Regions from separate parts of the Homo sapiens genome. Here regions 1, 2, 4, 5, 6 and 7 are each linked to region 3. A link is a loop called in an ENCODE intact Hi-C map of the cell type or tissue named here. Cell type or tissue: heart left ventricle. All regions are shown on one strand.

Region 1 (4,000 bases), 1.7 Mb after region 3:
CAAAAGCAAGTCACCCTGTCTATCCCACACTCAAGGAGAGGGAATTACACAAGAGTATGAATATAAGGAGGCGGGGATCGTTGGGGACCACCTTAGACGCTGCCTACTGCAAGTTCAGTCTCAAAGTCCACAGCTGGTAGCTTCAGCATGATCCTGCAGAACTCTGGAAGTAAGTTAGGCTTCAGAGTTGTTCCAACCCAGGGAAAGGGGGCTAGGGCTTTATATTCCCATAACCAGTCATTGGTTAGTGGTCCCCTCAGTGGGGCACAAATTTCCAGGCAGGTGCTCTTTATGCGTGCATGTAAGGTGGGTTCCAGTAGGTGGGCAGACCTCAAAAAAAAAAGAAGGGTTGTAGGTATGGGCTGTTGGAAGTGAAAGCATACTGAATCTCTGGTTAAAGGGAATAGTAAAAAAAGGCCCTGGGCAGAGCATCAGTATTGTGCTTTCCAGTGAATGATGGAATGAAAAAGGCACTTTCCATAAGGTTGTCAATAGCAGTAATAATAAAGCTCCTATTACTTCATGTGGCTATTCTAGTCAGAGGTCTTTGATTTCAAGAAAAGAAAACCCATCCTGGCTAACACGGTGAAACCCCGTCTCTATGAAAATACAAAAAATCAGCCGGGCGTGGTGGCGGGCGCCTGTAGTCCCAGCTACTCGGGAGGCTGAGGCAGGAGAATGGCGTGAACCCAGGGGGCGGAGCTTGCAGTGAGCCGAGATGCGCCACTGCACTCCAGCCTGGGCGACAGAGCAAGACTCCACCTCAAAAAAAAAAAAAAAAGAAAAGAAAACCTACTTGTTTGAACTATTGAAAGGCTACTGAGAAACTGCTCACAGGACCTAAGAGCGGTACTGTCATGGCTCAAAACTCCTAATCCTGGGAACTGGGAAAAGGAGAAGCACAGAAGACCCAGGAAGCCATTCTTTTTTTTAATTTATACGTAATAGTTATTCATATCCAGAAAGCCACTCTTACTTTTTCTATTGCTCTCTGAGATCAAGAGACCTTCATTTGCTTTTCTTTCTAGATCCCTGCCTCACTTTTCTCTCTGAGAACAGATTTTCTCTACCCACTGATCCACAGATCATGCTTGCTTTTTTAGCCCCTGGATAACTTTTCAGATCAGCTCTCTACAAACAGTTGCTTCAGTTTCTCCAAATTCCTATGGCTACATAGAATACAATGTTTTAAAATATTAACTGTAGTTATCTAGAAGTAGCAGAAGTATAAATAATTTTGCTTTTTGTCCTATTCTATATCTGTTTCCAAATTTTCTACAGTTAACACGCAATGCATTTATAATCAGTAAAGGAAAAATCTGGCTGGACTAAATTTTCTCCACCTCATCCCAATCCTCCATCACCATCTTTATTTCTTCACCTCTCCCCTTCCTGGCAGATGACCTTAGGAAAGATATAGTATTTTTTTTTTTAAGAGATGGGGTCTCACTCTGTCACCCAGGCTGGAGTGCAGTGGTGCAATCATAGCTCGCTGCAGCCTTGAACTCCTGGGGTCAAGCGATTCTCCTGCCTCAGCCTTAGCCTCCCAAGTAGCTGGGATTACAGGCACATGCCACTGTGCCTGGCTAATTTTTTTTTATTTTCTGTAGAGACGAGTTTTTGCTATGCTGCCCAGGCTGGTCTTGAACTCCTAGCCTTAAGGGATCCTTTCACTTCAGCCTCCGAAAGTTCTGGGATTACAGGCATGAGCCACGTGAGGCCCAGCCTGGAAAGATGTAGTATTGTTAGAATAGCGCAGCTAAGTTAAGCAGTGAGGGGCAGTCACTGTGAGCAATGGAAAGTTTTATTGTCTTATTTATTATTTGCTATGAGGATCTGAAGAACCTGAAAAGGCATACATGAAGCATTCTCCCAGGACGAAGATGGGACCTCGGGAGGAGGACTGATGGTACCATGGGGCAGGAGAGGAAGAAAGGAGACCGACCAGGATAGACACCATATGTACTGTTGGGTGACTCTGGGGAGAAGGTCGAGTTTGGCGCCCCCTTGTGGACTTGGTGTATAATCACAACTATGTAATCTCCATATTCATCTACAAGCTATTACAGGTATCAATAAGGAATAGCCAATAAACAAAACCAAACCACAGTCTGAGCGATCATATAATAAGTAACAAGACAGAGGTTCAAAAAACAGTGCCAATGAAGAGATCTTTGATTTTCTCTTCGCCTGTGATCGTTTTCCTCCCTCTAGCCCAACCCTTATATAAGTATTTTAGAAACCAAGAAAAAAAATGCCAGCAACTCCTATAGATCTCTAATATAATACCGATATACAGACACATAATAATGGGATACTTTTCAAAACACTGCTAATCCTGTTAGCTCATATCGAGTCCCAGCCTGCACGATTGGGACACAAGACTATTGTCCTACCCTGTGTCATGCCAGGCTTCAAATAAGCATCATGATAAAGGAGAGAACCTTCCTCCGTCTTCTAGTAGAATGGCAAATAAACCAACCTGTACATGTCAAGTTCTTGTCTACTTTGTTTTTAACATTAATAAAGAAAAATTTGATAATTTTCCTGGTTGTGACATTACACTGCCTTGGCTCCAGAAATTCTTCCTTGTAGTTAACTTACGTCTCTCATGTAGTCATATAAGTCCATTTCTTCTTGTTCTATTCTTCCTTGTGGTGGAGATTAACAGCGGCTTATCATCTTCCCTAGAAATCCTTCCATTGTTAGAGCTTACCATGGCATTACCTATCCTTTTTTTTTCTTTTTTTTTTTTTTTTTTTTTTGAGACGGAATCTCCCTCTGTCGCCCAGGCTGCAGTGCAGTGGCGTGATCTCGGCTCACCGCAACCTCCGCCTCTCGGGTTCAAGCAGTACTCCTGTCTCAGCCTCCCGAGTAGCTGGGATTACAGGCCCGTGCCCCTACGCCCGGCTAATTTTTGTATTTTTGGTAGATACAGGGTTTCACCATGTTGGCCAGGCTGGTCTCGAACTCCTGACTTCAGGTGATCCGCCCGCCTCGGCCTCCCAAAGTGCTGGGATTACAGGCGTGAGCCACCGTGCCCCAGCCTACCTATCCATTCTTTAAACACCAAGTAATCCACTTTTATTTGACTTTACCTCATTCACTTCATTTTCCAGTTTCCATTAAATTTGTGGCTTCCCTGTGAGTCTACTCCATAGTTTTCTTGCTCTACTAAACCATGGAACTAAATCGTGTGCACCTCTGGGTGATTTCTCAGCATTACACTCTCCCTATTATAAATGAAAGAAACACCAAAATGTAAAGGTATTTCTTTGATGTGCTGGAATATATGGCTATACTGATGCATGCGATATAAATTCTTTTTCTTTTTTTTTTTTTTTTTAAAGTGCAGGACAGAGGGGTCCGTTTTTGAAAGTTATCGATACCTAGTAAAATGGCGCCATCTAGTGCCCTGAACTAGTAACAACATTTACAAGAGAAGGGTTGGAAGAAAACTGTAAATCAACAGTGCAAGATGACAACTCCCAAAACTAGCAGGGCCAAGGCAATTTAATAACAATAGGTCGTTTGACTCTGGGGACTATAACTCTTAGTCTATTGACTGAGCCATTGGAGCAGCTTAACAAATAACATAGCTTGTTTTCCAGAGAGAATGTGGCACTGTTCCGAAAGCAGAAGTTCCCACTGGAGGCTTGGGAGGACAAGGAGCAAAGTAAGCACCTGCTTCATGCCAGGCACTGCTCTAAGCATTTTACATTCATTTTTTCACTTAATCACCACATCTGCCTTATGAGGCTGGTATTATTATCCCCATTTTACAGATGAGAAACTGAGCTTTCAGAGAGGCCAAAATCTTACCCTTAGGTTACACAACGGAGTCAGGCCTGACTCCAAAACCCACATGCTTTGCACTACCTCCAGAGAGAGGATACATAGGGAATATGCAACTCCCTTTCTTTTTTTCCTTTTTTTTTTTTGAGACAGAGTCTTGCTCTGTCACCCAGACTGGAGTGCAGTGGCGTGATCTCGGATTACT
Region 2 (4,000 bases), 250 kb after region 3:
GATTCAAACAGGAGGGGAAAGTTGATGTTAAAGAAGAGGCTCTTATTTATCCACATACAGATTGAGAACAGGCTCAGAAAGCAAATGCAGAGAGAATACATGACAAGTTAATGGCGTTTTGATAAAAACAGAATTTTTGAATTTTGCCTGAAGGTGACAGGCTGATTTCCATCAAATTTTTTAAGAAAGTCATTCCACTCTTCACATTTAATAAGACAGCTATTGATCGATAATTCCAAGATGATGATATGTCTCTAAAAGTGACACAAAGATTCTGTTATTTCCCATTTCTAAGCCCCAGTGATGAATATGCTTTCTCAATCAAGTTTAAAGAAAATTTGAGCTTTCAAATGTGAGAGTCATATTTCACCCAAGTATGAGATGCCTAATGCCACCTCCACCCCCCACTCCAGAAGCTTAATGCCGTCACCTAAACTCGTGCTATAGGAAATGAATTACAGAAGCAATCTACCCTAATTTGTTAACTTATTCAAATAACAGTTATTATACTTAACTATGCTAAAGATTATCTTTTTTGTGGCAGATTGTTTATTTTTTGATGAGCCTAATTACTGATTTTCTAAAAGTAATTTACATTTATTACAAATACATCTTTTAAAATGTGACAGATAAATGTTGTTCCCATAATGTATTATGAAAAAAGTTACTATTTAAAAACACATTATTTAATTTGAAAGATGAATGGCAAACATCATTATTTTTTTTTCCTGCAACACCTGTGCCCTAAGCTTATTAAAATGTGTGATTCTGTGTAGAGCTGCTAGAAATGGGGACTAAGGGGGGGCATCTATACCATATATACCCTAAAAATAAACTCAGTATGCAAAATTGAAGAAAGGCATCCCACTTACTAATATAGCTCAACTAATTTTCTGTGTTTCAGACTCTATTTACAATTGGCTGCAAGTGAGAACAAAAGTAGGAGAGAGAGAAATGTATTTTCTGTGAAACATGTCCACCCTATAATCACATTCTCCATCAGTATGCAGTAAAACTGACCATTAAGGGAGAGTAACTGCAATTCCATAAGCTGCTTCAAAACAAGTCCTATTAGAACCGATTGTACTGCTGGCTCTGCCAACCTCCGCAGAAGGGCTGGTAGAGCCTGGCTGATTTTGTTTTCTGAAAGGGGATAAAGGCTTGAAAGCAACACCACTCTGAGCATGACATCATGTGACTGTGACCCTCAAGTCACCAGTCATGCTGAGATCTGGAGCTCCAGAAGCTCTGGCACTGGAGAAGCCTTTGCGAAGCACTCTCCCTTTTTTGATCCTCTGGGAATTTCTTCTCTCTCTTACATAGACGTAGAATTGAAATGAAATGTAAATGATGAGCAGCTCCATCTTTAGACTTGGAGGAAGTGAATGTGCTGGTGGATCTGTGTAACCCTCACATTTTACAAGCAGGGACAATGTCAAACTAGCAGCCAGCCCGTCTGCCAGTCAGCAGTATTTTTTGTTAAGCCCCGGTGATGCCTGGCCTTATCTCGGGCAAAGGGAGAAACAGCCAGATTTTACTTCTGCAGAACTCACATCGCCCCCAAGTGACTTGTTATAGGCCTAGAGCCATTTAAATAGCCATATTTACTGGTCCTATTCAGGATTTTTTTCAGTATCATGTGGACAAAACATCTGGATGCCTGAAATTTTTACCAGACGTTAGCATTGGATAACTGGGTATAAATAGTCACATATTGTTAAAATACTATCAACCAGGACAAATTATTTAATCTCAAAATGTTGACATGCCTTCAGTATTTAATGTCAAGAATACATAGTAAAAATTGTTTGATAAATATGAGGTTTCATGTCTACAAGAGCTTAATTGTTGTCATTGTTCTTACTACAAGTTCAGAAAAAGAAAAAGAAAAAGCTGTGCTTTTTAAAGACATTTGAAAACCATCAGTGGTGATGCTCTTTTTATCAGGACAGTAAAATTCACCAAATTCCATTTGCTTGGTTTTTTTTTTTTTCCAGAACTAAGTTTTCAGATGATGAAATGATTATAATGCCACCCAGAAGAGATATAACTTAGAATAGCAGATAGAGTCTGCAACAGTAACAAAAATGTTTTCCAGATTTTCAAATGTTTTTTATTTACTGTGTTCTAATTAAAAACCCACTGAAACTGCTTGAGAAGTTTTAACATGATCTAACAGTATGCATTTGCACTGATTTCCAGGCATACTGCTGTGCTTTTCACTATTTTCATTTTTGTGTCATGTTTCTATAAAAATAGAGGGGTCAGTTACAGCAAATCACATCAAAGGAAAGGTAACTGGATAGATCCAGATCTTTCTGCCTAATTTGGAGGAAGCACATAATGTATGTCTGGAGTGCCTCCTAGGACCTGCCTCAGAGATGTACTTTGCGCTAATCTTTTTGCTGTATTCTGACAGTTATTTCTTCATAATCCTCATCATAAGCCTCTGATCTTTGATGAATGGTTTAACCCTAAACTTCAGGCTGGATAAATCCCGTGGTATAAAAATTTAACTCATCATATGCGGCCAGTGTGTGCTTTTTCTTTTCCTTTTGGTCTGCTCTAGTGATTTGGGGTTTTGTTTTACTATGTGTATGTGTATGAGTGTGGTGTTTTGGGGGGTGGGTTGAGGAGCTGTATTTACTTACAGTGCATATATTTCCTTTAGAACTTTTTAGCTTTATTGCCTTTTCTACTTTATTGGTCTGTAAATGTGATAGTTGGTGGCCAGTAGATTTTAGATTTTAGGCAATTACTTGTATTTGTGCATGCTCAAGTACGCACATAAAGAGTTTTAAATGCTGCTGCTCAGATTTTACAAACTGAGAAAGCTGTAAGAGCAAACATTTCTCATGCACACAGCACAATTCCCATTCTGTTAATTGGATTGACATTAGGTGCTTAATATTTTCCAAAGCTGGTCAACTAGGTTTAAGAAACTACCTTTGGTGATTGTGTATGAATTTTGCACTAGACAATACAGGTATAATCTTATCAAACTTACCTTTAAAATCACTTTAATAAACCAATGTTTTGCTGGATGTGAAGTGTCTTTAAATTATCTGGCACTTCTGAATAACTAGCCCTGCTATGCTAAATGACAAGGATGTTACTGGGCATCACCTATCATCTATCTCTCTCTCTCTCTCTCTCTCTCACACACACACACACACACACACACACACACACACACACACACTCTCACACCCCAGATCTGTGCCTCAGCCAATTGGCCTGCCCATTTCCAAGTGGGCCAAGTTGAAAGAATTGATTACCTAGAGAGAATTTAAATGCCAGCATTTAGTAAGACCAGATTTGCCTCACCTAGGGAATCCCTATTCTGTGGCCAGATTTCAAATGAGTCATGTCCTCAGCATTTGAACAATGCACTGGGCTTTCTTGTGTTACTGCATTATTTTACTATACCAAATTTCATCCCATCTGTTTCTGTCTGTCTCCCCCAGTTCTTTATCTAATTTTTCTTCTTTCTCCAACTCCCCATGGCTCCAGCCAAACCACTTTTTGTTAAGGTTTTTCTGGCTCTTAAGTTGAAAGATTGTAGAAAAACAGAGAGCAAGACAAAGAGCATATTCGTTCTTGAAGGACAGTAAAACAACCTGATATGAGAAATCAGAACTCAGTTTAAGCCCAGACAAGCAAAAGCCTGCTTTCTTTGAGAGCTGGTCAGGGGGACTTACAATAGTTGCATCCTGCATTGCCTAAACTTGGTATTTAGGTGTTCCTCACATTTGACCAGTTGCTTTTAGCCATTTAGAAACAGGCAGAATGGATCAAGTTTGGAAGAAATTTATATCATAGCCATGAGATGTACAAATATAATTGAATCCATCTCGTTTCCACAATGCTGTATGTACCTTAAATGAAATGCATTACTATTTGAGCTAGAAGCCCCAGTTGTATCTTTTTATAGGCTGAAACACTTAGGATAATCACAATGTTGTGAATATTTCACCACTATACAATAGTGGAATTGTTC
Region 3 (4,000 bases):
ATTATAAGTTCGGAACACTGGGATATCTCAGGTTTCTATTGTGAGTGATGAAACTTTTTAGTATTGGCAAGAAAAGAGATAGGAAATGTGCAACAAATAAAAAGTTGTGAGGGTGGGATATAACTCAGAAGAAACCCAGAGAGAATCCTTGAGAGGACTCCTGTTTCCCCTATATCAGACAGCCTTGTTTTGCTATCTGGCTGGGATACACAGAGGTGCCATCCGGAAATGTTCACCCAGGACCAATGGGTTTTGTCTAATCTGCATCTCACAGATTTCAGCTAACTATGTAATCATGGTTCTGTTAGGAAACCTGACACATTGTTTAGTGCTTTTTGGCTAAGACTAACTTTTATGATGAAGCAACCATGCACTGACATACACACACAGGTTATTTGTGTTTGTTTTTGAAGGGGAGAAGATAGTGCATGGTTTTTTAACTAGTTACATTTCAAATAACGTCTTTCACTATTTATCTTCTTGGATTTAACCACTTGTTCCCTAAATAATATACTTTCTGACTTAATTTTCTCCCCAAACCAATTTATATGTACAGATATAACAACACAATTCTAAATACAATAGTAAAAACTGTTTAATGCTGCAAGAAGTATAAAGTACTATTTTCATCTCCCATTTATAAACCATCTAAATTCTGCTTTTCTGACTAGCATCCACAGATGACAGACAATACTTCTGTAAGTCCATCTGGTCAGCAAAGGGTCTCTTAAGTTTTCACGAAAATTTTAATTATGAGAGTATCGAGAATTAGGACTGGAGTTCTAACAGACTCTGCCCTTATTTCTGCTCACAGATTTACTGTACACATCTGAAGGGATCTATGGTAAACATCAAGTCAGATATGAACCTGTGAAATATTCTGATCCCTAGGTAGTCTACCAGATAAAGGAGTTTAGGAAATAACATTTTGAACACATGGGACACTCTACTGAGAAGACTGAGCTTGAGTAAGTGTAACTTCGATATTAAAAGAGTCAAGTATTTGGGAGGAAATGAAAAGCAAAGCAACTCTCAAATTTATGCAAATGCAGGAAAGGCGAAAGAACAGACAAACTGATACCCTGAAGATAGGAGAAGGGGCAAAATGAATGATCTTGCATGGATTCTTGGCATTTGGAAAGAGTTGCAATATGAGAAAATTAGAAAAAAAGGCTGAGTTTGGTAGATCACCAGAAAATTCACTTAGTAAGGGAATACATTGTATGAAATTTCTGAAACCTTCTCTGTTGGACATATTTTCACCTCACCTGGAAGAAAATCTTCTGAGTGATGACCAACAGAAACCTCAATGATGTTGTCAATCAGTTTAGGGTTGGAGTCTAGGACTGGAGGAATGTTAAACTACCATATAGTTCCCAGCTCAGCCAATTGCAATTGTGTAGGTCTCAGTTTGTGATTATGATGTCTCTAAGATGATATTTCTCATTAGTTTTATCAAATCTAACCAATTGGGATAGATTTTTGAAAGAATATAAATGAGAAATCTTGCATTTGTGAAATCTGGTTGTGATATGTATCCCTGGGTGTGACTCTCCTTGGAGACTTGGTACAATAGAGAGATTTTCAATAGGAAAAGCTTTTGGAAACATGTATGAATATGGGAAACCATATGATGTACCACTATGTGGGATGATAGACTGAGCTCTATCTAAACAGGTTGGCAACACACCAGAGCATGGCAGTATGGTATGATCTGACTCTATGGGACTCTGTGCCCACATCTCTGCTTTGTCCCCCTCTAATAAACAATTTGTGTTCCTGAGTGTTATTTGTTTTTTTACTTACCACTCTCCACAATTCCATTTTCTCTTTTTCTCATGATTTTTTTTGAGGTAATCTAATTGCTTGAATTAAAGGTTTATGAATCTTAAAATATTATCTAGGAAAAACCCTAATGGCAAAACCTAGCTTGTGATAAACATTATAAAAAATATTTACTTTTACCTCTTTCCACTTCAGTGTCAGGACATCCTCAGTTAAGCATTAAAAATATTAATCAAGATTATTTGAAAGGCACATCTGAAGAATGGGTTAAGTTTAATAGGGAAACGGCATCTCAACCCATTCCTAGTTATGTGTGGAAGCCTGCCCTTGCTCCTTATGACCTCCAGGTGGTGCTGTTTACCCAGACACGGAAAGCAGGAGCCCAGCCCCATTTCTTTCACTTAGGTTTGCAGTTGGGCTTTCATATTTTCAAAATATTTTCTGTTTCTACAGATGTATACTTCTAAATGGCCAATAAAATTTTATAACCACTATTTGAAAAATTGCAAGGTTATTGTGATTTGTGCTTCCTAGCCAAGAATATATCTTTATGTCTGTACATACCCGAAGTCAAGTATTTATGTTTGTTCATTGGTCCCACTTTCTACGCTTCCTTCCTTTGTAGCACACAGGCTCAGACACAGACATTTGGGCTGTGGACAGAACTCGTCCAAGGACCTGTAAATACTTATGTAATTTTGAAATATATTTCTAGTTCAGCTATGGCAACTAAACTCCACAGGCTTCTGGGTGAAGAACAACATCTTTACAGGAATGCCAATCCCTGTAAAGGATTTGGCAATCCCCCAAAGCCAACGAGTGTTCCTAGCAGACCTGACCTGATTTTTTGGCAGGGGGATGCTTGTCAGACACCAGAAATGTTTTGATGTTTTGAGGTCACCCATACAGTGACACCCCACAATCCAATCCAAATTCCTCAGAAAAGTGATTCTAGAGAAAAACTGAGAGGGAAGCATTGACAGTTTCTTTCCCATTTTGGTAAGAGTTCAGGTCCAGGAATAGTGGAAATTCCATTACAGCAAAGATGAAACTAGGATAGGAGTGCGGTGGGATCGATTTGATCATGGATAAAATTTGGAACTTTTAATATTGGCTTTTTACAGAATAACCAACTAACATGCCTTTCTTGCCCCTTTTTTTCCCCTTTTCTTTCCTTTCACAAGGGGTTTGTAAACAAACTGGATGAATTCATTCAATGGTTAAATGAAGCCATGGAAACTACAGAAAATTGGACTCCCCCTAAAGCAGAGATGGATGACCTTAAACTGTATCTGGAGACACACTTGGTAGGCAAGATTGTGTTGTTCTTGCTGTCAATAATCAAAGGATTTTAATGTACTGCTTGTTTGTTTATGAGAAATATCAATTTTATTTATCAAAGGTTACTATATGTCAATGAAACCAAATTTTAATGGGTCACAGAAGATGAAAATTTACAGGCATTTCAAGTAATACTATGAAACCTAAATCATCTCTGTTTCAAGCTACCTTTTCAAAGCTTTTCCTGGAAGGATAAGTAATTATTTAAAAATACCTTAGAAAATTTTATTAGACCCTTGTTCTCTAAAGCAGCAACTGAAGGTTTTCCCTTTCTTAAAAACAAATAAATGAAAGAGATGATTTTGATGACCATTCTAAGCTTTCTAGAATTCTTGTAAAATTAATGAACCTCTCATTATCAAGAGGGTCTACATTATCTGTTCTACACTGGGTTATTTTAATAAAATATTTAAAATGATGATCTCCATCATTTTTGCTGCTATGTGGGTTTTTCAGCATATAATTAATACAACTGTCATTACACTCATCCCTGTGCATAGAGAAAACCATGGAGGGGAAGTGGAAAACACTCAGATGAATTTGCTTCTGAATGTTAAAAGCAAGAATTATAGACTGGGGGACATTCGATGAACCTCGTGGGGTTTTTACTGAATGCTTCAAATGGCCGATATCAATTATGAAGGGGTGGAAACTAAGTAGTGGAGTGTGATAAAGCATGAAGAAAAAGCACGTGTCATAGGAAATGAAAATTCAAGCTGTAAGGATCTCATCTTTATTCCTTTCACTGATAGCATAAAATTGACAAAGGCAATGAACATGAATCCTTGGGTACTCAACTGTGGGGTTGATTTTCTGCCCCTCTTACACACTCAGAATTTGGATTGAATAAACATTATGTGGGAGTCCTACCTGT
Region 4 (4,000 bases), 860 kb after region 3:
CAGCAGTTTGAAAGCACTGATTTTGCTGACACTTTGATATTATTCTAGAGACATAAGCCAGGCAACAGAACTGGCATCAGATCTCCTCAGACACTAACGTGAGTGCCCAGGGAAGGTTGTAGATGCACATTTGATTTCCACATCTATCTTCTCCCTGCAAATTAAATTATTAATTTTCCCGCATGTCTTCTTGTTTAATGAGAGGAGTGGTGGCCTTTATCTGTGCACGTGTGCAAACAAAACATCACAGCAGGGGCTCCTGAACTGCCCAGAGAAGCTGAGGGGTTTAAGCAGTCAGATGCAACTGTCTTGGTACAGTCAGTGTCATTTGCCAAAGTCTGTCTGGCTGTTGGCATCATAAACATGGAAGCATGCAGACTCCAGTGCATATCCTCACATACATATCCGAAGATGAAAGCTCCTTTTACAAATACAAAGGAAAGATCAAAAGAGGAAAAATAATGGCATTTAAAATGCACGTGGGAAATGCAAAATTATATAATGTGATTGTTTTTCTGGGTTCCATTAGAGTGGTGCTATTTTCTGAGATGATACCGTGTTGGTTGATTACTTTTCCATGTTTGAGATAATAAGTACTCACATCAACATGATTTTTGATTTGTTACTATACAAGTTCTACCACATCTGGCTTTTCCAGCCTCTCATGTTAACATCTCACTAGTTAAATACATGTATTAACTTTTCCTGGTCTTTAGTGTCACTGAATACCAGGAGGTAGCTCTGATTTGGCAAAAGGTCTACATGTATTCATATAAGTTGTTTATTATAAGAATTACTTAAACATAAAAAATTTATATATTGCTTTTGTTCACTTAAAGGCCATTAAACATTCTTTGTTTTATTTCATGCTATTTGAATATTGGAATTGCTGTCGATTCTAGAACAATGTGATTCATGTATCCTGATTCTAGAGTGTTGACTTTATGGCTGCATGACATAGAACAAAATCCATCTTAGTGATTATGAAGGATTTTAGATTGCTATTTTAAATATTTGTTATCTCTCGCCTTTGTTTTATAAATGTCAATATCTTCTTTAGGGATCTAGAGTTCACCTTTTCTCATCAAGTGAAATGATGTATCCATTTATTAAAATTGAATGTGAACTGTAAGGTTGACCTGAATGAAGAGTCAATTTTGATGATTCTTTTTTTATATTTTAGAAGCTGTTGAGAACTCCCAAATTAAGAACATGATAATCTCTGTGGGTCCCCTCTCCTAACCCCACCTATTACTTACTCTATTAAAAAAATATGATTTTCTGAATTGTTACACAGCCTAGCCTTCCCATTTTTCAAAAATGATGTCACTCAGAAGTCCATGTGAAAGGTATTAGTCTGATCAACTATAGCATTTTTAGTATTACTCATATATAATATGGCATATAATGTGTCATATCATTTTATGTTTGAGAATACATAGTTATTTCTTAAAAACATTAATAGAAATGAGAATCAGTATATAAAGAGAAAAGTACTTTTCTTGTATAGGTACATCTAAATCATTTATAAAGGAAAAAATTCCACAGAGCTCTCACCACCCCTCCACTGGGCAGAAGGGAGCAATCTTTCATTGTCAACTGTAGTTTCTAATAAAAGGAGCGAGTTTGTACAGTCATTGCTTAACAATATATTCCTTTGGGAAAAAATTGGTTTCCCTTTAGTAAAATGTTCCTGTGCATTTGGTTTGTGTTGCTATGTAAGTGTAATTAAATGCACATCTATTTACACAGCTTGTGAGGACTTATTAGTTGGTTTTGCTTGCATTTCATAAGAATATCTGGCCTTAATCACTTTATATTTTCATAGGACAAGTATTATGAAAATCTCATTCACTTGTAAATACATGAAATTACAATCTCTAGGAAAATGGTTTGTAAAACCATTGGCTGGTTTGGAATAAATCTTTGCTAAACCTCAATATAATTTATTAAAAGTACCATGTTGACTCCACTTTGAACAGTGGCCTCATTTCTCATGTTCTGTTTCAAAGGAGCCCTCTGCTGGACAGCTCTGTGTGATATCACATGCACGCATATATTTATATATGATTTATAGGCTATAGTTAATATAACCCAAAAGCCATTTATGATTGAAACTCTATCGTTGCAAATTGAATGCATCACTGAAACCTGTTTTGTCATCACTTTTTCATATTTAATGAACAAGCAGTTGTCTAAAAATAAAATGTTCATCCTTAAAGTTTACTGTAAATCACTGTACATCAGCATATTCCCACACATGAGATAATCGTACTAAATGAACATTCATTACCAATAATTTTAGTAATGAATTATTCAGCTGATATGCAATTATCACACACATTTCTAAAGCAATTACTTTATTACATAGGTATTCCATGTCATTGATTTTACTTGTCTATATTACATATGTAAATATAGAAATCTTTGCTTTTACCATACGTTCAAATGCAAAGGGATTTTTAATGTTTATTTGTTCAATGTCATCAAGTTGTGAGGATGTATGGTTAGTATTAACTACATTTTAAGAAACTTGCAAATGTCAGAAAATTGCTGTGATAAAATGAGGCAGGAACAAATAAACACAACCCAAAAATCGTGGACCATGAGGTTATAGAAATGGTATGTTTTTCTGAGTAGCTTGTCAGTAGGCTCATATTATTATCAATTATATTTTTAAAGCTGCTGTTATTCAAGGCAATGATAAATAACGACTTGAAATTATAGTCCCATGTACATTTAGCCTGGGAAACAAGATGGTATAGGGAAACCACACAGCATCATAAAGCAAACGCAGTCTTTGAACTTACAGAGACTGAGTCCAAATCCTGCCTTTCTGACCCTGAATTATTTAACCTCATCTCCAGAAACAGTCTCAGAAAGTTGTGGTAATGAGAAATGGCATAATGACATATGTCAAGTGGCTAGCACGTGACCAGGTAACTTTGAAATGGGCTGCTGGAATGTTCTCCATACATTTGGAGGCAACTACTTTGTTTCTCAGGGCAGACTTATATTGCTTTTCTTAGCAAGCAGCAGCCAAGATAGGGCCTTGTACTCTTGGACTTCATTTATATGTAGCACACTAAGTATTATGAAACAGAAGTCATAAGTAGTGTGATAATTGTTTTAGGCAATAGCTCATCTTTCAGACTTTGGAGTTAAGCCCTAACTCTAGGTCAAAAGCCTGAAAACAGCCTTTTCTGTAAAACAGCATAACCAATGTGAGCCATGAAAGTTTCGGTCACTGTAGACATCTTTTTAAAAATTATTTTCAAAATGAATATAAATGATTGTTTCAGAACAGTTTAATAAAACATACTAGGCCGGGCATGGTGGCTCACGCCTGTAATCCCAACACTTTAGGAGGCCGAGGTGGGCGGATCACCTGAGGTCAGGAGTTCGAGACCAGCCTGGCTAACAAGGTGAAACCCCGTCTTTACTAAAAATAACAAAAATTAGCTGGGCGTGGTGGCAGGCGCCTGTAATCCCAGTGACTCAGGAGGCTGAGGCAGCAGAACCGCTTGAACCCAGGAGGCGGAGGTTGCAGTGAGCCAAGATTGTGCCATTTTACTCCAGCCTGGGCAGCAAGAGCAAAACTCCGTCTCTAAATAAATAAATAAATAAACAAACAAACACAGTAATCAAATTTCTGTAGTTGGCCAGGTGTGGTGGCTCACACCTGTAATCCCAGCACTTTGGGAGGCCAAGGCAGGCAGATTACTTGAGCCTAGGAATTTGAGACCAGCCTGGGCAATATGGTGAGACCCCATCTCTACAAAAAATACAAACATTAGTCAGGCATGGTGGTGCACACCTGTAGGTCCAGCTGCTTGGGAGGCTGAGGTGGGAGGATCACTTGAACCCAGGAAGTGGAGGTTGCAGTGAGCCGAGATCACACCACTGCACCCCAGCCTGGGTGACAGCAAGACCCCATCTCAAAAAAAAAAAAATCCATAGTTAACAATGAAATAGAATGACAAATGGCATAGACTGAGAA
Region 5 (4,000 bases), 1.2 Mb after region 3:
AGGTCAGTCAAACTCGTCCTCTTCAGCCGCCCACGGTGGGCTCCCGAACCTGCTTTGTGGTATTCACCACAGGAAGTCAAGGGCTATCACGTGGCTCCCCGACTCCCCAAGGAAGCCGTGAGCCATTCCCTTCCCCTTCAGTCTTTTTACAGATACCTCCTCACATCAGAAGTCACCTGTCCTGCCCCTCTCATATTTAGCTCTCCTCTCTTGCTAGCTGACCCTTGGCCTGGGTGATAAAGAAAGCTGTATTATTATATTCATGGGCCCTAACAAACGAGTGCTGGATTTATCTTCTCAGGAAACACAGATCCATTTAGGTAGACCCAGAGTCATCCTACTGTAATTCAAAAAGATGACACCATACGGTCCCTTAGCAAAGAAGCCTTTCAGCCCCCTTCGCTACACATACGTGCAGACCACTGGGGAGGCCAAACGTTTGGCTGGATGTCTATTTCCAAATTGGGATTTTATTAAGAGAAAGTATTATCAGGAAGGAGGGGGTGATCTTTACATTGATTCTGCAGATTCTAATTTGATATTATAACTCCTTTATCCCTTTGCCCCTTTTGTATACTTTGTAAAGTGGAGATAATTCTTTTTAAAATTTTGCCTGCTTTTGGTCAAATTCTAGTCTAGAACTCCCAGGCAGGCTGTGCTGATCTGGCCTGCCATCTCAATGTATTCTTCATGTGATTCTAAAAAGGGGCTTCTTAGTCTCTTTGCCTTTGTTAAACATACTAGAACCATTTGGAATTATTCCTCATTCCAGACACAAAGCAGACAGAATTATACCCCCAACCACTGATTGGGGTGCTGTAAGTTTTCTCTGTGAAAATAGTGGACAGAATTATATAACCCATCGTTCCTCTGTTAATAGTTAACCAGGTTGAGAGGATTTGAATAAAAGCACATCTTGTTGCATGCAACAATGGTTTGACAGAAGAGCTGTATGGCAGAGTTAGTATTTTACTGCTTTCAGCTTCACCACGCAGTTTTGTAGCCTGGGAAGCCATGCATGCAGAATGGCAGAACTTACAATTGCCTACAAAAGGAGAGTACAATGCAACCTGTGGAGCCACGCCACCAAGAGAAGGTGACAGTTCCGGGCCTTCAAAACACCCTAAACTGGTGAGGAGTTTCAGAATGAAACTTGTTATGATTTGAAACACTCATCAAAGTGAGGCTTTTTCAAGTAACAGTTAAGACATAATTACCAAATTTTACAACGGTCCCGTTAGTGTGCTGTGAGAAAAAAAAGGAGAATGGAAGAAAACCTTCCAAGTTTATATGTTTATGGATGTAATAGATGGATGTGGCACTTTCAGAGCCAGGAAGAGTGGCTCAGGACAAGATGAGAAGAGCTTCCACAGCCTTAAACACAGCCCTTTTCCAAAGTGACTTCCCTTCACACCCATCCACCCCCCTCCAAAAAAAAAAAAAAAAAAAATCTAAATGTACTTCATGAAACTGTTGTATATGAAGCACTTATTAGCCGTAATTAAATGGACAATATGAATTTACTACGTCTTTAGGACTCTGGCTTGTTCTGGTTTAGAGCAAGATGATTAATGCAAATACATATTACTTGAGATAACCATTTAGCAGCTAATTTAGCCAAATTTATTACAGCAGTTAGAGGTTTTTCATTTCAGCAGACGGAGGCAAGGACATGCCAAAAGTGGGCGACGTAGATGAGTGCACACTGCCCTCTAGTGGCCAGCCAGCCGGTGAGCTTTCGCGGGGCGCCGAGTTGCTGCGATCCGCAGCCAAGTAATAACAGCAGGTTTTCCACATTTCCGGCACCCTTTTAAACCATTCCCATCCACAGCACTTTATTTCAGGGGATGATTTACTGTGCTTTCCCCTTTTACTAGCTCAGGAGTACCCAGATACAAATCAAATCAATTTCAACTTGGCGAGATTTTGGTTCAAGTATCATTTTTAACATCTGCATTTTAAAGCTCTCTTTCAGTGGGTATTTAATGGCACCGTTTCACATTACTGATTGTTTTTACTTGCTCCTTCATTTGGGGCCATATTTCAGAGTCTGTGTGGAGCTGTCACTCTGTTTGGCTCCAGCCAAGTCAATTCTGTGCCTCCCTTAGGCCAGTGTTTCTCTCTGACTCCACTGGGGAATTTATTTTGTTCCAACATTCAGCGAAGTCTCACCAGAATCTCCCCCGACTGACCAGTGTAAATTTAGTTCATCGGAGGACTATAAATTCTGTTAGACAAGATCAAAAGGAACAGACATATAAGGACGCGGGTTGAGATTGCTCACACGGAGGAGAAACGATCAAAGACGAGGGGTAAAGCATCTTTGGAACCATTCAAATATCCAGAATCTCAAAGAGGTCTACCTCCAAGCTATGAATAAATCACATACAAATTTGCCTTTCTTACCATCTGATGTCAAATCCATTGACAATATCCACACCGCATTAGGTGTTCTGTGAGCCAAAGAGATTTGTAGTCCTTTTATTCTTTTCACACCATGGCTGCCCAAAACGGAATAAAGTCTTGCTACAAATGCCAGTAACCCTGGCTCCAGAGCTGCCGCTCCACTGAATTGATTTCATTTGTCCTACTAATGGCATTCTATATTAAGCATACAGAGGGTCACCCTGGCTTGGTGTAGGTCCTCCCATTTTTAGGCTTAAGGTTTTGCAGAGATAAAAAAAAAAAAAAAGTTATTTGATCCCAGTCTTAATACAATGCCTCTGTTTTGTTTTTTTTCGCCAGTGCTGAATAAGGGTCAGTGTGTGACAAAGTACTATCGCTGGATGCAGAAGAACGGAGGATATATTTGGATACAGTCCAGTGCCACCATAGCTATTAATGCCAAGAATGCAAATGAAAAGAATATCATCTGGGTGAATTACCTTCTTAGGTATATTTTCTACTTCTTTTCTATTTCTGTCCTGGTTATAAAATATGCCATATAAAATATGGCTATGGTTAATAGCCGACATGTTGTGAATATTATCTTTTGACAGTACCTGGTGTGGAATTTCATGGCAATTCTGCTGTTCTTTCCACAAGATTCAAATAAATGTGAGAAGATCAAACTATGTTGGAAGGGACTTGCAGGAAAGATTTCAAGATTTTCAATCATTCTTGGTCTGTCAACATTTGGGCATCTCTGCAGAAGTTGCTTTGGTTTTCCCACAAATGCTTAGGCCAGAATAATACAGACTTCAGCCTACAGCTGAAGCATTCAAAAAGCATCTCCTCTTCCCCAGCACACACACACTCACACACTCCAGTTCTTGTGGAAATGAAGTAAAACAGAGCGGGAGAAAAGTGGCAGGGAACATTATATTCCTCTTATATTTCTTCCCTTTGATGCCCTTAGCATATTACATAGGGTTTGACTTCCTGGGCATTAAAGTTTCGGTAAACAAAGTGAGTTGCTTTGCCGGAATCAAACAATAGCGGTGTAAAAAATGAAGGCAATTTTTTTTTTTTTTTGGCCCACTGCTTTGTGATCTTTGGCAAGCTTTACTGCTCTTAAAATGTGTCCTTAACAGTCTATCTGCAAGTGAGCCCAAGCTCAACTGCTTCCTAAATTCTGGTGTGAGACACCATTTCTCTCCCCTTCCCAGTCTACATTCTGCCTTTGGATTCAAACTAGCAGAAAAGTAACCAAGACCCACAGATTGGGCCATCTTGAGTTTGGGGGCAGGCTTTCTGGGAAGTTCTCCACCAATCCTGCACTTGGCCTGGCTCCCTCCCACCCCCATCATTCTGGTCTTTGGCTTCTCCTGGCCTAAAGCCACCAAGCAGAGCCCACACGTGGTCTGAGTAGGAAAATTTCCAATAGGTCTTGGGAATGGAAGTTGGTGCCCTTTGGCTGATAATTTAGACAGGGAGTACCTGAATCCCATTTTTCTTTGAGACAGCCAAGTGGAGCTGGGAAGCTAACAACCATGGCTCATCAGCACACTGGCCCTTCAGAGTGTGTTCACATACTTTGGTGATGACTTGAAGGCATGAA
Region 6 (4,000 bases), 1.7 Mb after region 3:
CAAAGCTGTACTGAAGTGAGCCATGTTCATGCCACTGCACTCCAGCCTGGGTGACAAAGCGAGACCCTGTGTCCAAAAAAAAAGGAAAGATCAGAGAAACACCAGGGGCCAAATCACTTAAGCCTGGGAATTCTAAGAGGGATAGGAAGCCACTGGAGGGTTTTAAGCAGGAGCTTGTGTTGATCAATTTGCATTTTAAAAGGATTACTCAGGTAACTGTTTAGCAAATAGTCTATAGGAAGATACAGTAGGCTGGTAGGCAGCCAGAATTGACTGGCCCTGTTTGAGAGATGCTATGATATGGTAACAGGTCAGATCAGGTGGCAGAATCCAAACAACTCAAAAATATCTATGACCTGTTGGGATAAATTATGTCCCCCCCCAAAAAAAGATATATCGAAAGCCTTGGCCCGGTGAGCTGGCTCACACCCATAATTCCAGCATTTTGGAAAGCCTAGGTGGGAGGATCACTTGAGGTCAGGAGTTCAAGACTAGCCTGGCCAACATGGTGAAACTCCATCTCTACTAAAAATTCAAAAATTAGCCGGCTGTGGTGGTGGTGGCTGCCTGTAATCTCAGCTACTTGGGAGGCTGAGGCAGGAGAATCACTTGAACTCAGGAGGCAGAGGTTGCAGTGAGTCGAGATCATGCCACTGCACTCCAGCCTGGGCAACAGAACAAGATTCTGTCTCAAAAAAAAAAAGACTAATCCCCAGTACCCCGCAAGGTGACTATATTAGTCCATTTTCAAGCTGCTGATAAAGACATACCTGAGACTGGGAAATTCACAAAAGCAAGAGGTTTATTGGACTTACACTTTCATGTGGCTGGAGAGACCTCACAATCATGGCGGAAGGTGAAAGGCACATCTCATATGGCAGCAGACAAGAGAAGAGAGCTTGTGTAGGAAAACTCCCCTTATAATAACCATCAGAACTCATGAGACTTACTATCATGAGAACAGCATGGGAAAGACCTGCCCCCATGATTCAATCATCTCCCACTGGGTCCCTCCCACAACACACGGGAATTATGGGAGTTATAAGATGAGATTTGGGTGGGGACACAGAGCCAAACCATATCGGTGACATTATTTGGAAATGGGATCCTTATAATTAGTTAAGATGAGGTCATACTGGATTAGGGTGGGCCCCTAATCCAACACAGCTGATGTCCTCATAAGAAGACAGCCATGTAAAGACAGAGACACAGTGAGAACACCATGTGAAGACAGAGGAAGAGATTAGAGTTATGCTGTCACAAGCCAAGGAACACCAAGGATCTACGGCCACCACCAGGAGCCAAGAAGAGGCAACCAAGTATCACCCCCACAGGACTTGGAGGAGGCACAACCCTACCAGCACCTTGATTTTGGACTTCTAGCCTCCTAAAGTGAGAGAATAAGTTTATGTGGTTTAAGGCCTCTCTGTTTGTAGTACTCTGTTATAGCAGCCCAAAGAAACCAATACAGTACCTATAAATGGTCCTTCTTCTCCACCCACTGCCTGCAAGTTTGGAGGATGCTGGAGTCAACCAACAAACCCCGTCCTTCAGCACTAACACAGCCTCATACTCATAAAGATGATTAGGGAACACTGATGGCTATGACAATGGTGATTTATTTTTCCTTTGTCGTTTCCAGTACACAAAAGGCAAATCTGTGCTGAAGACACCAGAAATCTTTCCAATTAATGCTAATGGGTGACCAGCTCTGTTTCACTCCTTGGGAAACAAGGCCACTAAGAGGAAGTTATCAGTAAGAAATTTATGTTTTAGTAGCATGTTTAATTATGATACACCATGACTGTCTCTTGCACCAGAATTTAGCATGCAAGATTTACAGCTCTTAGCACAATTTTTGCCTTTGTTGTCTCAAAGAGCCTTGTTTCTGATGTTTTATTAGACTAGCAACCTCTGTTCAATTGTGTCATACTGCCCCCTACTGCTTTGATCTTATCATCTCATGCTGGCTGCTATTATTTTGAGTTGGTTTTCAGGATGTGTGGTCTTTTTTTGCCAGGGTCTGAACACCTGCCCACTCTCACACCCCGAAGAACACAAAACATTGGGATGGTGGAGAAGGGAGTGGGAATCTCATTTTTTTCTTTTAATACAACCATTGAACAACCACAAATACATCTATATAGTTCTAAAGCACACCATCTGACTTGTTTAAGCTTACAAGAGATACTAAGTTTCTAGAATAAGAGCACATCAGATTCTTTATTTCTTGAAGGTGGAGAACATCTTCAAGAGATATCCTCACTTTTCATGAGATGAAATTTTTTTAAGGGAAGCTGATGAAATTTTAACTAATCCAACCAGCCAGAGGAAAGCCATATTACAAAAGGGGCCTCAGAGGAAAGTGGGATTTCTTTTCTGCTTCAAAGGCATAGATGGCAATGCTATGAAAAAGCGGCCTGCAGGCGAGGGTCAGAGCGCACCCCACACCCACACAGCCACCAGCCACCCTGAGATGGTGTGTGTACCAGCCATCCCAGCCCCAGCCCCACCCCTAGCCCCCTCTGCCGTTCCTCCTTTGCCTGTGTTCTCTTCCAAAGGTGATAGGTCAGCCCTCAGCCAGGAAGAAAAGTGGCTGAGGGTCAGGAAAAGGGTATAGGGTTACATAGGATTACATTAGTAAGGAACCTAGAAATGAGCCATTTGGGCTTCGTAACACAAATTGGTTCTCAAGGTATTCGGCGGGCGGTGGGTGGGAGGTCCTCTCAACCAAAAAATCTCAGAACCAATTCCTCCGACTCTGCTAGTGGATTTAGCTTTTGTTTTTGTTTTAATTTAGGCTGGGTGCAGTGGCTCACGCTTGTAATCCCAGCACTTTTGGGAGGCTGAGGCAGGAGGACTGCTTCAGCCCAGGAGTTCAAAACCAGCCTGGGCAATACAGTGAGACCCTGTCTCTATTAAAAAAAAAAAAAAAAATTTTAAACAAAACCACCTGGCCTCATAGCAGGGCAGCTTCCCTAATTCCTGATGTTGCCTGTTTCCGACCCGCAGAACTCCAATGGTCCATGGCTTGCGCTGCTCTTACCCGGCCTTCCCATGGATGACTACTTAACTGGATCATCTGAGCTTTGCTTCCATGCGACCACACATATTCTCCTGCCACAGATTTGGTACACTTTGGCATACACTGTAGGCCTGTGACCAGCTCTCAGTCTGGTTTCCTGGGACGCTTGTCACCACTGGAGCTTTGTTCAGATCCCTGAGCCACATGCACACACCTTTATTCTCTGTGCAACTGCCTTGTGTCCTGCCCTGTCTGGGCCGGCAGCCTCCAGCGGGGCTTGCGGGGCAGGGGAGGATTCTTTTACTCTGCCTGCACCATTTACTCCTCGGCTTGTGCTTGGAGAAGTGCTCTCTCCCAGGGATCACAAAGGAGAGCAGGCATGGGGGAGGGGGTGGAGAATGCCGCAAGAGAACATTTACCCTTCCTGCACTGTGCCAGACAAACGTAGAACCTATTCCATAAAAGATTTTTTATGTTGCATGGTCCAAGAGAATAGCCCAGCTGCTATCTTTGGCTCTCCTCCATTTCTCACTCCCATTCATAAAATCTTTAGAGAAGGCCATGTGCTGCTTTCTCACAGAGAGGATCAAGTTGTGCTCCAACCCAGAATATAGTTTCATTTGGATGCAGGTGGCTATAAGGGCCCTGAACAGTCTGTCTTTCTAACTACTCTGTCTGTCTACTCTAATTCTTCCTACCTAATTATCCCCCATCATGAATCAATAAATCATATGCCGAGCCTCTCTAAAGACCCAACACCATGAAGAAGCTGAGGGACCACAGAGTTTACCAAACCTCTGGTATTCATGGATTTAGCATTCACAGTGGTACCAAAGACCCATGACCTATAGCAATTTGTCTTTTGCTGAGACTCAAATTTGAATGTTGAACACCATAACACCAGTGTTTGGGAGACAATCACTTGGTGAGTGAGCCTAGTTGGCCTAGTTAGCTTTTTTTTTTGAGACAGAGTCT
Region 7 (4,000 bases), 1.7 Mb after region 3:
TACAGTTTACGATGTAAAGGAAAAAAAGTGTGCCAGTCAGCTCCAAGATGGAAGGCTCAAGTGTCCACACATAGAGAATGGCAGGAAGACAGAGTCTAAATGGAGCTGGCGGGGTAGGAAATGAGGAGCGGCTATTAGCTGTGTTAGCTGGTATGGGGTTTCTTTGGCAATAATAAAAATGTTCTGGAATTAGATAGTGATGATGCTTTCACAACTTAGTATTCTAAAAGCTGACAATATGATCTCTCAGAGGTAGAGGAAACAATAGAGGAAACGGTATCACTGAACTATATACTTTAAAATGTATAGATTTTATGATATATGAATTATACCTTGATTATTAAAAAAATACATCATCACATGTTATCTGTCTCCTAGGTATCAATTTTCTTTTCCATGTTCACTCATCTAAAAAAAATCAGTGACCATATGCACCAGTTAAAGGACAAAACAAAACTCTGTTTTGAAAGTTCTTATTCTTCGTGACTGATGGTAAAACATACAAAGAAGTTTAACTTTTAGTTTTATGAAAAAAATAAGGGCTATAACCAGACCTAGAACATAAGACAATAATAATAAAAGCAAATACTGGTTTATGTCATTCAAAAAAAGAAAAGAACAAGAAAAGTAGATGGAATCACAACTGTGCCAATATTACACTAAATTACCCATCACAAGAAAGCTGGATGGGATCATCAATCAGCTAAAGTCATGAGTTCAGTTCCTCAATAACTCTCTAGGAATCAACCACATGTGCAACTGATGAAAGAGGTATGACGAGGAGCAAGAAGGGAAAAGGCTTAGAAGCTTTAGTGGCCACAAGCTTTACAAGGAACAGCAGAGGGCTAGGGCCACTGAGCTCTTACTGACCCTGAGCTGAGATCTAGTGTCCAGTGGCAGGTGGTGCTGGGGGGGATGGTCCCACTCTAGTTTATATGGATCATAATCATATCTAGTGCACTGTATGCCATCCTGGGCGCCAGCATCTAAGAAGATCACAAGTATACTAGAACCTGACACAATATTGAAGGTCTGACACCATGACCCAATTGGAACGATTAAAAGGACAGACACTATTTAGCTTGGAAAAGTGAAGACAAAAGAAAAATTGGAAAACTGTCCCTCAAAAATTATCATGAGGCTGAGCACAATGGCTCATGCCTGTGATCCCCGCACTTTTGAGGGCCAAGGTGGGCAGGCAGATTGCTTGAGCCCAGGAGTTGAAGACCAGCCTAGGCAATGTGGAGAAACCCTGTCTCTTCAAGAAACTTTAAAATTAGCTGGGCATGGTGGTACATGCCTGTAGTCCCATCTACTCAGGAGGCTGAGGCAGGAGAATTGTTTGAGCCTGGGAAGTTGAGGCTGCAGTGAGCTATGATTGTGCTGCTGCAGTCCAGCCAGGGGGACAGAGCAAGACCCGGTCTCAAAAAAAAAATTACCCAAAGGATTTAATTTATTTAGGGACTCCAAAGAGAAGAGTGAATTCTTCATGAGTCTTATTAGCAAGACCTCCAACATGGAAAAACTTAGAAGTCACCAAACATTTGAGAACTGAGTTGAGTAACCTCAGACATAATAGGTATGTAAACCAGAAGTCACAATTAACTGTTGTCACAAATAAATATGAGGGAGCAAGAAAGGGGGCCTCCATTTTAAAGAGGAAAAGAAACCTGACAGTCAGGGACAAGGAAAAAGAGAAAAGACAATCAATAGAGATATATGTTTGGTGAATCCCCAAGTGCGTCGCAGGAATCGTGTTATTAAAACATCCCCACGCAAATTTTAGGCAGCCAAACTGGCATCTACTTACCATCCAACATTTAGAAACTACTTTTCTAGAGAGCTCCTTTGATCATGCCACATCTGCCCTTAAAAACCCTTCAATCTCCATTATTGCCAAAAACACAATTCAAAGTTTTTAACTTGCCTTCAGAACTCTACCTAGCAGGGCCCAGATATACTTTTTTTTTTTTTTTTTTTTTTTGAGACAGAGTCTCACTTTGTAGCCCAGGATGGAGTGCCGTGGCACGATCTCGGCTCACTGCAACCTCCACCTCCCGGGTTCAAGCGATTCTCATGCCTCAGCCTCCCAAGTAACTGGGATTACAAGCACGCAACACCGTGTCTGGCTGATTTTTGTATTTTTAGTAAAGATGGGGTTTCACTATCTTGGCCACGCTGGTCTCAAACTCCTGAACTCAAGTGATCCACCCACCTTGGCCTCCCAAAGTGCTGGGATTACAGGTGTGAGCCACCTACCATGCCCGGCCCAGATATACTTTTTAAAATTTACCTCCCATTTCTTGCTATCATCAGTCCTGTGCTCTGGCAAACTCATGTAGCTGTCGCTCACCAAGCCTGTATCTCTATTTGGTCCTTGTGTGCATCTGTTTATTCCATGTCCTCCACCTGGAATACCTCCCCTCTATGCATCCACTGAATCTGCTATTCATCCTTCCCGCCTTAAAGCAAAGGATCAAAAGCCAATTCAAATGTTATCCCACAATCCATATCCTCCTCTGAACTCTTGATCACTTAGTGACTTCAGCTTAGGTCTCCATTTCTTCATCTATAAAGTTATCATAATAATACTAATGACTTCATAGGGTTGTGTGAGAATTGAATTTACAAATGTGAAGTACCTAAAACAGCGCCAAGAATATATAAAATCTATAAATTATGATTATTCTTATGATTAAGTTTGATCCTATTAGTATGATCCTTTTTACAAAAGGAAGTTAGTAAAACAAGCTACAGGCCAGGTGCAGTGGTTCATGCCTGTAATCCCAGCACTTTGAGACACCAAGGCAGGACTGCTTGAGGCCAGGGATTCGAGACCGCATGAGCAACATAGGGAAACTCTATCTCTACAAAAAATTTCTAAAATTAGCTGGGTATGGTGGTACATGCCTGTAGTCCCAGCTACTTGAGAGGCTGAGGCAAGAGGATGGCTTGAGCCTGGGAGGTCGAGGCTACAGTGAACTATAATCACACCACTGCACTCCAGCCTGGGTCACAGGGCAAGATCCTGCCACACATGCACACAAAAAAGCCACAGTTCTCACTGTTGCAGTGGTTCCTGATATGTATCAGGAACTCCCTTTGGCTAGCACAACTGCTGGTCTAGGCTGCTTGCCTGGTGAGTGACCTAGACCTCCAACTCTGAGGGCTCCTGAGCTCCTGGTTTCCATGCCCTTGGCAGGCTACAGCAGCTATAATTCCTTTGTCACATGACAGCATCAAGAGATCCCAGTGGATCTCCTTCTAAACATACTATTTCCTAACCCCATTATGGGAAAGCAACCCTACCTCCTCATGATCAAGGCCAATTACTCCTGCCAGTATAACTCCTTTCTTAGCCTGATGATCTCATGTCATGAGAGGCATAAAATGACAAGGTAGAGTTTTCGGTTTAGTAGGATTCTGAGAATCCTGATGTATTCCCCTCTGGGAAGCAGAACCTCTAGAATGCTAGGACCCAACACTGCAGGACAAGAAGCACAAATTTCCCACGCAGGTCACTGGGATTCATGGTGAGCTTCTTCCACCCCTTCCTCCACCTCTTGGAACCCAGACTCATTCTACACAAAACCACATAATGGCCATTGACTCAAAAGAAACACTACACCTTAAAGGACAGTGTTCCAATCTTGCAGATTATCATCTTCAAGGTGACACTTTGACCATACCTTCCAGAGGCTATTCCAAGGTTGTTCAGCCAACTAGTATACTATGCAATACACAGTAAGATCGGTGACTTCACGATCATATGTCCAATTGTCATTTCTAACATGTGGTCATACGCTGGTCTGTGTTATATGTTAGATCCCATTTTAGTAAATCAGACACTCTGGCCAGGTGCAGTGGCTCATGCCTGTAATCCCAGCACTCTGGGAGGCCAAGGCAGGTGGATTGCTTGTGCCAGGGAGTGCCTGACCAGCCTGAGCAACCTAGTGAAGTCCCATCTCTACAAATAACTTATCTTAAAAATTATCTGGGG

The links. Hi-C counts contacts between places; a loop is a spot of excess contacts. Peaks named below come from ENCODE experiments on the same cell type or tissue, not always from the same donor. Only the 100,000 strongest peaks of a DNase experiment are listed, where the experiment ranks them.
Region 1: it touches region 3 in a loop (6-fold over the local background); 37 of 110 quality-filtered maps call a loop at or near these places.
Region 2: a loop joins it to region 3, with 5 times the contacts of the local background. A loop is called at or near these places in 33 of 110 quality-filtered maps.
Region 4: it touches region 3 in a loop (5-fold over the local background); 44 of 110 quality-filtered maps call a loop at or near these places.
Region 5: it touches region 3 in a loop (16-fold over the local background); 89 of 110 quality-filtered maps call a loop at or near these places.
Region 6: a loop joins it to region 3, with 4 times the contacts of the local background. A loop is called at or near these places in 18 of 110 quality-filtered maps.
Region 7: a loop joins it to region 3, with 3.0 times the contacts of the local background. A loop is called at or near these places in 43 of 110 quality-filtered maps.

The regions. Positions count from the first base shown.
Region 1 is chr14:34,321,137-34,325,136 of GRCh38, forward strand. No RefSeq gene overlaps it. Among named protein-coding and RNA genes, the nearest start is that of SPTSSA, 140 kb to the right of the region's middle. In heart left ventricle, CTCF peaks have their summits at 2,017 (motif pointing left) and 3,398 (motif pointing left); a DNase peak (open chromatin) is centred at 2,005.
Region 2 is chr14:32,825,371-32,829,370 of GRCh38, forward strand. All of the region lies in intron 13 of AKAP6 (A-kinase anchoring protein 6), which reads left to right. Among named protein-coding and RNA genes, the nearest start is that of NPAS3, 110 kb to the right of the region's middle. In heart left ventricle, a CTCF peak has its summit at 1,570; no DNase peak of the experiment used is centred here; H3K4me3 peaks cover 254 bases; H3K27ac peaks cover 636 bases.
Region 3 is chr14:32,574,151-32,578,150 of GRCh38, forward strand. AKAP6 (A-kinase anchoring protein 6) reads left to right here. Exons shown (of 14, transcript NM_004274.5): 5 at 2,970-3,092. Among named protein-coding and RNA genes, the nearest start is that of AKAP6, 250 kb to the left of the region's middle. In heart left ventricle, a CTCF peak has its summit at 2,118 (motif pointing right); no DNase peak of the experiment used is centred here; H3K4me3 peaks cover 560 bases; H3K27ac peaks cover 531 bases.
Region 4 is chr14:33,430,585-33,434,584 of GRCh38, forward strand. The region is part of intron 4 of NPAS3 (neuronal PAS domain protein 3); the gene reads left to right. Among named protein-coding and RNA genes, the nearest start is that of SNORA89, 280 kb to the right of the region's middle. In heart left ventricle, CTCF peaks have their summits at 2,021 (motif pointing left) and 2,231; no DNase peak of the experiment used is centred here.
Region 5 is chr14:33,791,152-33,795,151 of GRCh38, forward strand. NPAS3 (neuronal PAS domain protein 3) reads left to right here. Exons shown (of 12, transcript NM_001164749.2): 10 at 2,746-2,893. Among named protein-coding and RNA genes, the nearest start is that of SNORA89, 84 kb to the left of the region's middle. In heart left ventricle, CTCF peaks have their summits at 1,714 (motif pointing left) and 1,913; a DNase peak (open chromatin) is centred at 1,730; H3K4me3 peaks cover 501 bases.
Region 6 is chr14:34,299,392-34,303,391 of GRCh38, forward strand. No RefSeq gene overlaps it. Among named protein-coding and RNA genes, the nearest start is that of SPTSSA, 160 kb to the right of the region's middle. In heart left ventricle, a CTCF peak has its summit at 1,948 (motif pointing left); no DNase peak of the experiment used is centred here.
Region 7 is chr14:34,313,084-34,317,083 of GRCh38, forward strand. No RefSeq gene overlaps it. Among named protein-coding and RNA genes, the nearest start is that of SPTSSA, 150 kb to the right of the region's middle. In heart left ventricle, no CTCF peak of the experiment used is centred here; no DNase peak of the experiment used is centred here.